Linked DNA regions of Homo sapiens: region 1 is linked to region 2. Evidence: read pairs that join two places in POLR2A ChIA-PET (ENCODE). Cell type or tissue: IMR-90. All regions are shown on one strand. Each heading gives the region's core, and the rest is flanking DNA. Links, peaks and the distances in the headings are about the cores only. Region 1 has its middle 59 kb from the start of BMAL1. Region 2 overlaps BMAL1 (basic helix-loop-helix ARNT like 1).

What was found. Peaks named below come from ENCODE experiments on the same cell type or tissue, not always from the same donor. Only the 100,000 strongest peaks of a DNase experiment are listed, where the experiment ranks them.
Region 1: POLR2A ChIA-PET joins it to region 2 with 5 read pairs; 4 of 35 experiments call an interaction of 5 or more read pairs at or near these places.

Annotation. Positions count from the first base shown.
Region 1 is chr11:13,216,581-13,220,975 of GRCh38, forward strand. No RefSeq gene overlaps it. Among named protein-coding and RNA genes, the nearest start is that of BMAL1, 59 kb to the right of the region's middle. In IMR-90, for the core only: no CTCF peak of the experiment used is centred there; no DNase peak of the experiment used is centred there; H3K27ac peaks cover 709 bases.
Region 2 is chr11:13,360,735-13,365,129 of GRCh38, forward strand. All of the region lies in intron 9 of BMAL1 (basic helix-loop-helix ARNT like 1), which reads left to right. Among named protein-coding and RNA genes, the nearest start is that of BMAL1, 85 kb to the left of the region's middle. RefSeq lists an enhancer at 3,410-4,170. In IMR-90, for the core only: no CTCF peak of the experiment used is centred there; no DNase peak of the experiment used is centred there.

The DNA.
Region 1 (4,395 bases), core at 67-4,066, 140 kb before region 2:
GGCTGGCAGCTTGCAGCAGACCAGCCGGCGGCCCAAGGGTGAGCTCATAACCACAGGGATCCTGAGCAATGCCGTGTCACCAAAGCCAGCTCTGTCTGTGGGGCAGAGAGGCCCCCTGTCTGGGACTGAACTTTCTTAAAGATCACTGGCTATCCTTAAAGATCCACAAAGATCACTGACTCCAGAGAGGGGTCCAAGGGCCGCTAGCTGCTGTGCCCTTGGGTGCACCCAATGTCCTGCCATTTTACCTTCTATAAAGGCAATTCATAAAATGGCTAATGACAGATGATGTCATTTCTATGCCTTGCTGAGAAGTTCACATGACTACATTCATAAGCAGAACTCCGTCCTTGGTCAGACACCCTGCCCCTATTTGGGGTTTGGAAAATATGGTTACTGTCAATATGCTAAACTGAGGCCTTCCTGTCTGTGGTAGAAAAATCCACAAGGCATGGCTTGATTAACCTAAGAAAAGTACCGCCAGCAGGGCTGCCTACCTTGCAGAAAGTGTCTCTTCCTGAGGCAGGCAGCAACAGAGAAACACAGAAAATACCCACACATGCACACACACAGATACACACGGTGTCTACAGGACCAAAAAAAGGAAAATCCCCGTGAAAAAATTAGAGTTTTCATTCATCTTGATGATCCATTTGGGTCACAGAATAATAGAGGAGGTTAATGGTGTAGCTTAAGGACAAGCAAACACCAAGAAATGCTTTAAAAGAAGGTACCTCTTGGTTGCGGGTGATTTTGAAGTAACCAACAGTTCATGTAATTTGCTATTCCAAGAAATTGTATCAGACTTGCAGGAGTAAATCTATTGCTGACTTCTATACCTGGGATCTGGGAAGTCCTTGCTATCCTCAAGCACTTCCCCATCAGCTTGTGATGTTCTGATGTTTCACATTAATGAGGCTTCATTTGATTTAAAGCTTTCACTCCTAGAATCTTCTTTCAAAATGTTCACTCAGTACATTGTGTGAATTACAATATTTGCATTACCAGCCAGCTTTGATTGAGTTTAAGAGATAGCTGAGTGCAGTATTCTATTTGATTTCCCTTCCTTTATTTCCTTTGCTCCTTCTTTTTTCCTCTTCCTCCTTTCTTCTTCCTTCACCCACTCTCTCCTTCCTTTATTTTATTCATATATTTATTTTATAGATATCTAATGAGCACATACGCTGGGAGTAGAGAACAGTATCTGAGAGTCTGAGGACATGGATCCAGACCCTTTTCCTTTCTTGGGCATGACTTAAGACTTGTTTTTATTGGCAAAAAGGGGATAAAAATGAGACCAGCCTCCCAAGGTGGTTTGTCTAGTCCTTCGTTTCCCCTAAATGTCCCCCAAATGTAATCATTCTTATCAAAATGGTGTGACTGGAGGATCAGAGTGTAAGCTCTATAGTTAGAATGCTCAGATACCAATCCAAAGCTAAACTACCAGCAATGCCACCCTGGACAATTAGTTTCTCTATGTCTTAGTTTCCTCATCTGTAAAATGAGGCTAACAATAGGTATCTAGGCCAGGTACAGTGGCTCATACCTGTAATCCCAGCATTTTGGGAGTCTGAGATGAGTGAATTGCTTGAAGTCAGGAGATCGAGACCAGTCTGGGAAACATGGTGAAACACTGTCTCTACAAAAAATACAGAAATTAGCCTAGAGTGTTGGTGTGTGCCTGTAGTTTCAGCTATTCCAGAGGTTGGAGGGTCACTTGAGCCCAGGAGGTTGAGGCTGCAGTGAGCTGTGATTGGAACACTGCACTCCAGCCTGAGTGACAGAGAGAGACCCTGTCTCAAAAACAAAAACAAAAGGCCCCCAAACAATAGGTATCTACTTCACAGGGTAATTGAAAGGATTTAATGAGATAATTTCTGTTATTGTTGCTATTATTATTGTTGGTGCCAGAAATGTGAAAATGAGAAGTGAGAAAGACACTCTGGGAGGGAAGCCCAGCATAATGGATACTGACAACATGGTGAACTAAGTTGTAAAATGAGGTATGTCAAAGCACAGCAGTAAGGTTTAACTTTTGAAGAGAAGAATAAAGAAAACTTCACCAAGGAGGTGCCCAAAGAGGAATTTAATGGGAGTTCACCTGATGAACACAGATAAAACCTCTGTGTTAGAAACTATCCCATTACTGGGTATATACCCAAAGGACTATAAATCATTTTACTATGAAGACACATGTTCACATATGTTTATTGCAGCACTATTTGCATTAGCAAAGACTTGGAACCAACCCAAATGCCCATCAATGATAGACTGGATAAAGAAAAGGTGGCACATATACACCATGGAATACTATACAGCCATAAAAAAGAATGAGCTCATGTCCTTTGCAGGGACATGGATGAAGCTGGAAACCATCATTCTCAGCAAACTAACACAGGAACAGAAAACCAAACACTGCATGTTCTCACTCATAAGCGGGATTTGAACAATGAGAACACATGGACACAGGAGGTGAACATCACACACTGGAACCTGTTGGGGGGTGGGGGACAAGGAGAAGGAGAGCATTAGGACACATACCTAATGCATGAGGGGCTTAAAACCTAGATGATGGGTTGATGGGTTCAGCAAACCACCATGGCAAATGTATACCTATGTAACAAACCTGCACATTCTGCATATGTATCCCAGAACTTAGAGCAAAATTTTAAAAAAGTAGAAAACAATAGAGAAAAATATTTGAAATAAAGGATTTTTTTTAATAAAAAAAAAAAAAGAAACAGGCTCATCACTTTCCTCTCATCACGGACTCTCCACTCATGAGGCCTCCATTTCTGATATTTTACACCTCCTGTTTCCTCCCATTCCTCCTCCTCATTGACACAGTCATGCCAGTTTCCTCTATTCTTTTCCACACCACCCTCCTGGGCTCTTCCACCAGCACCTGAGCCGAGTGCCTGACTCCTATCTCCTCTTCCCAATCTCCCCCACACGCTGTTGCCTCCACAGAGATTAATCAGGGCTCAGGAGAGGGGGGAAAAAAAAGACTTTTCACTGTCTACTCTTGGGATCTTTCCAATTTTGTATCATGCATATGGATTACCCATTCATAAAATATGAAAGAAATTTAAAAGTAAATGAAAAACGGAGATAAAGCCTATATTCCTTATCTATTTTGTCTCATCTGAGTGGGCAACTTGGGAATCTTCCCGACCTAGAGTCCAGAATCTGCTGGCTCTGCCATATAAGGTTTTCCTCCTTGTAGGGAAGAGACATAATGGCTTCTTAGCCACCTCAAGCAGGTCTACCACTTTTCCCAGACAGCAATTGCAGATAGGCTTTGGGAGAAGAAAACCGGTAATGACAGCTAGTCTTCTGTTTGAAGTCCCTCTTTGTTTAGAAATCCCGTTTGCTTGGCTTTTAAGTTTTTGAGAAATAGGAAGAAAATGTTTCATCCTAACCCAGATAAGGCAAAAACAATTTGTGTCACCATGAGCTGGTGATTTCAGCTCCTTACCTAAGAAGCCTTGCCAGGTTTGAGGTCTAAGGCAAGGGCAGGAAGCAGCGTGGGTAAGGCTAGGAGTAAGACCCTTTCACTCATTTGCTCTGTGGTGTTCACAATTTCTGTTTCTTTCTGATCAAAAGACTCCAAAGAGTATGGAGGCTGCTACAGTTTTCACAGGCCCTCCCACAGTGGACTGAAGAAATCATGAAATTGCCAGACCTTTCTAAACCCTGCACAATATTAAGCACAAAGTGATTAAACAGAAGTGACTCTCAGCACCGTTGAGAGCCAAGATCTTTAATCGCATCCCACAGGCCGTGCCCCAGTGCTTGTCCTGGTGCTGATAAGGGGCCCCTTTCTGCTCCTCACCAAGGCCTGGCTCTTCCCAGGCCCCTTTCCCCACCCCCAAACATAGCAAAGCCCCAGGGCCCACCTCTGCCCCTGGAGCAGCATTCAGAAAACCAAGGTACATGACTGCCAAGCCAAGGGGCAAGAGAGGGTGCAGGATCAGGTAAGTGAAGACAAGAGAACAGGCCAGAGGTGGGATGTGGATCTAGGAAAAAATGCTGTGGTCTGTAAGAGAGAAATCTGAGTTGCAATCAGCAAGAAAATGTGCTTCTAGCAATGGCCCTCCCTCTGTTCACCAATCTTTTATAGTTGCCAGTTTATCTCCCTTCTCCTCCCCAAGTCACAGTCTGACATTTGTCATCATCTTTTTTTTTTTTTTTTTTTTTTTTTTGAGACAAGGTCTTGCTCTGTCATCCAGGCTGGAGTGCAGTGGTGCAATCACAGCTCACTGCAGCCTGCAACTCCTGAGCTCAAGCTATCCATCTTAGCCTCCTGAGTAGCTGGGACCGCACCTGGCTAATTTGTTTTATTTTTGGTAGAGATGAGGTCTCACTATATTGCCCATGCTGGTCTTGAACTCC
Region 2 (4,395 bases), core at 244-4,243:
GAAGGGACTGAAACCAACAACAATTGAGAATTTCTCTTCACCTGATTTAACCACTAGCACAAAAAAGTCCACCTAAATCTTTACACCAAAATCTCATCAAAATAACAAAACTGTGGCTCACGCCTATAATCCCAGCACTTTGAGAGGCCAAGACGGGCAGATCACCTGAGGTCGAGTTTGAGACCAGCATGGCCAACATGTTGAAACCCTGTCTCTATTAAATATATAAAAATTAGCTGGGTGTGGTGGCAGATGCCTTCTTGGGAGGCTGAGACATGAGAATTGCTTGAACCTGGGAGGTGGAGGTTGCAGTAAGCTGAGATCACTCCACTGCACTCCAGCTTGGGCAACAGAGTGAGACTCTGTCTCAAAAAACAAACAAACTTACAAAGACTAGTGGTCCAAAAAAGAAAAATAAATGCAAGAGATATATGCTTTCACCTGCTTGACTTGAGTGCTCTCTCTGTCTTGCTAAATCTCTGCTGGGAGATGGTTGAGGTGGCACTATGGGAACCTGTTGTCTTCCATGAAGAATTAGGTCGGCACAAAGCTCTAAGTTGTGTTACTAGGTAAAGTGAGATTAACTTGGGAATTGAAGGGAAAGAAACTGGATTCAGAAACGTGTTCTTGTAGATTGTAAACAGATGAATAGAAAAACGTAACTAAAAGGAAGGATACCCGCTTCCACCTCCCACAAAGTCAGGGCTGACCTTACCTGCACAGCCAACAGAATCTTCCTACCCATCTTTGAGCAGAAGTTTGCAAAGCTCTAGAGTAGAGGGTAGTCCATCTGGAATTTTGCATCATCACTATCCATTTTCAGCTCTCTATAAGCCTGGCCTGTCTGCTCACTCCAGCATTCTCTATTTATCTCCTCATGACGTGCTATCTCAAATTGGAAAGCATTCACCTGCAAGGACCAGAAGACCTGATGAATAAATAGAGTTTAATTTCTCAAGTATAACTGGTCTGGAGTAGGTTATGTTGGGTTGCTGCAGTGGTTCAATGAGGTCAATAGGAACCAGGTTCTTTGTCTTTGCACTCAGCCACACCAAGCTAGCATGCTAGCTTGTTTCCTTAATGTAGCCAGGTACCTTTGCCAGGTCTAAGTAGCCAGACCCACTGTAAAAACAGGGGTAAATGAAGCTCTAGTCTGGCTGTCCTTTTTATCAAGAAAGGATACACCTTCCTGAAAACTCAACAGTGGACTTCAGCTTATTCAAAAGTGTGTCACTTGGTCACGCCTAGCTGCAGGGCAGGGTGCAGAAACAAGTGTTTATAGATTTTCCAGCCTCCCTGGTGGAGACAGGCAAGAGAGAAGGGGCCTGGGAATGGTGTTGGGAATTGGCTTCCCCAACAGTGTTTGCCACACACACTTTCCAGAGCCACATGCATTTGCTCGATTCCTTCCAGAAGTGACTCCCACAACCCAATATAGTGCTTCAACTGTGGTCTGATTGGCCTGAGGTTGAATGGGACTAGTGCCTTCCTTGCCAAAAAAGCCATCTGATTAGTACTGTATCATTTGGGGCAGCTGCAGTACTGCCTCCTCCCCCTTCTCTCCTGAATATGAATTATTGTTAGGTCAGGTTTTTTACATCTTGTATAGGTGCTTTTTTGAACTTAAGATAGGACTTCTCTTTCATTTCTGTCAAAACCTGTTTGTTGAATGGCCCCACAGTCCAGCTTGTCATTAGTGACCCTTGGAATCTTTGTGTGACTTGTAGATCCAATACATGCCTCTGTGCCTTTCATCCTTGTTTATTCATAAATTCAACAAACATTTTTGTTTACTTACTAGATGCATGGCATTGTTCTAGGAACATCCAAATCAATGATAAACACTTTAGGGTGGGACCAGGCTCCCGATCAAGTGAGTGATAGTCTTTTGGCTACCACTCTCAGGACACAGTTATTCAAACACCCAACTTTGCCCACCTCTCCATCCTTTTCGTAAAGATGTCCGTGTTCTCAGAGAGGATTTGCTGAGGTTAAAATATGACCGATGCCTGTAGCATCTCGAGAGCTGCCGTCGGTGCCAGCTTCATGGGCATGTGACCTCTGCAGTTTCACAAGGCCCCATGCTTGGTTTAATGCCCTGTCACCATCTTGAAAACGTAATTTTTGAACAAGGATCCCTGCATTTTCATTTTGTACTGGGCCCCACAAATTATGTAACTGGTCCTGATTCCCATACTGGTAACAGATCTGCAGCTGTAGATGTGATAGGCCTGCCTCTATGCCTTTCATTCTTGCGTATTCATGAATTCAACAAACCCTTTTGTGTACTTACTAGAGGCTTGGCATTGTTCTAGGAACATCCAAATCAATGACATTTTGGGCTGGGGTACAGGCTTGATTATTTTAAGAAAAAGAATCTATGTCTTTATTTCATATATATATATATATATATATATATATATATATATATATGTAAAATAATTATCAAGCAGAGTCCTGTGGATGGACAAATTTAAAAATAAATAAAACAAGCTCCTTTTGCAGTGGCACGTGCTTAATCGTTTTCTTGTTGCTGCTTTTCTTAATAATTTTCTATCAGATACCCATACTTACCAGGGTATGGAACAAGGATTATCATGCTATCTCAGCTAAATACTTCATGTTGGGCTTGTCTCTTCTACTCCCTTGTTTATGCAGCACTCAAGAGTGATCTCTCTTGCCCGATGAAGGTTTTGTCACCTCTCTAGCACGTGTCAGTGGCTGTGAAATACTGTCCAGTCCCTTATCACTTCCAGGGTCCCAGTTCCAGGGACTTGCTTCCACAGAAAGCCAGGTCTACTCAGATGATGTTCAGACAGTTTGGCCGCAGGAGCTGGACTTCTGCTTTTCCTCAGCAATGCAAAATGGACAAACTGCTTTCTTTACTAAGTGCTTTCAAAATATCTTTAATAAAGTGTATGTCAGGGATCAGTCAACTGTATCAGTTTACAATGTCTACGTTAGTCTACTTCCCCATGTTTTGAAAACTAGGCAGACCGTACCAAGGCCTCTGTGTCTTTTATTAACCAGCACCATCTTCCCAAGAGTGACCCTGCCACTGGCTGGCCCCTGTGGCTCTGTGGTGCTGGTAGTGTTCTCACAGCTTCTGCTCCTTAGCTGTCCTTCGGGCCCGGCTCCTTCACAGATGGTCTGCTGGCCAGGGTGCTATGGAGTTGGAATGTCCAGAGCCTCCCCTCGCTGATGCATTCACTGCTTTGGAACCTGCTGGCTTTCCTCTGGAGTACTGAAATAGCTTTACCTGTGTTGTCGGTTCAGGCCTGACCCTGCCCAGCATTACCTCCAGGGTGTCACAGTTCCCTTCTGTCCAGGTACCTTTCAAGCCACATTGCCACATCAATGAAAAGCCTCAAAAACACTTCCATGAGATACAAGATTATCTGCAAGGCAAACGAGGAAGTTTTTAATACCCTATTTGTTGACAGAATGAGGCTTCCAGCAGATGGTGCTTGGAAAGTTACTTCCCCCTCACTGTCATCCCTTGCCCCTGGGCCAGCTTAGGGACCTAACTTAGGAAAGGATCCTCCCCAGCTTCCTTCTGGCTGAGTAGCCTGCCAGGGTCTTAAGCAACAGTGATTCTGTTCCCCTCTCACTCATTTCTTCTGTCCCAGCACAAGTACATGCACCATTCTTTTACCTTCTGGCACATTAATTCATTTCCTAGTTCTTTGAATTAAACCACATCATGAAGGCCCTTTTGTGGAAAAAGAGAACAGTTTCTCTGTATTTTTCCAAAGAGCAGATTAAGGACCAGTGAATAAGGTGAGAAACTAGTCCACTGTGTATTAGAACGAGGGAGGGCTGAGTCATAAGAGCAAGGGCATGACAGAGTGGGGCACACCCTCCTTGTCACCGGAAGACCCCAGCAGGAGTTGAGTGGTTGTATGTCTGGAAGGCAGTGGGTGGGATTCACACAGCCCAAGCTCTCAGGCACTATAGCTTGGGTATTTACCTGCTTCAGTCTCTTTACCAAATGTTGTCCTATCTTAATGGCTGGCTTTATTGGAACATTTAGATTTTTTCCTGTATTTAAACTGAAGAAGGGGTAAGAAGAATCTAAGCGGGGAGTTTTGCTTTTCTGAATGCAAATAGTCCGGCCCTGGATGGAGGGATAACATTTGAGAGTAGTAGTTCTCAGCCCTATGTACATTAGAATCACATTAACGTGGAAGTGGGATGGGTTTAAAAATACCCCAGTGATCAGCCCCATGCCAGACCATCAGCATAAAAACAAAAACAAAAAACACTGCTCCGAATGTTGAGAACCACTGTTTTAGAGAGCTCCCTGTACGTGGAGGTTTTCAAGTTGAAGGCAGATGATGGCTGAGATGTTGGAGAGGGGATTCTTGAAGAGTCCTTCCAAATCTCAGATTCTCT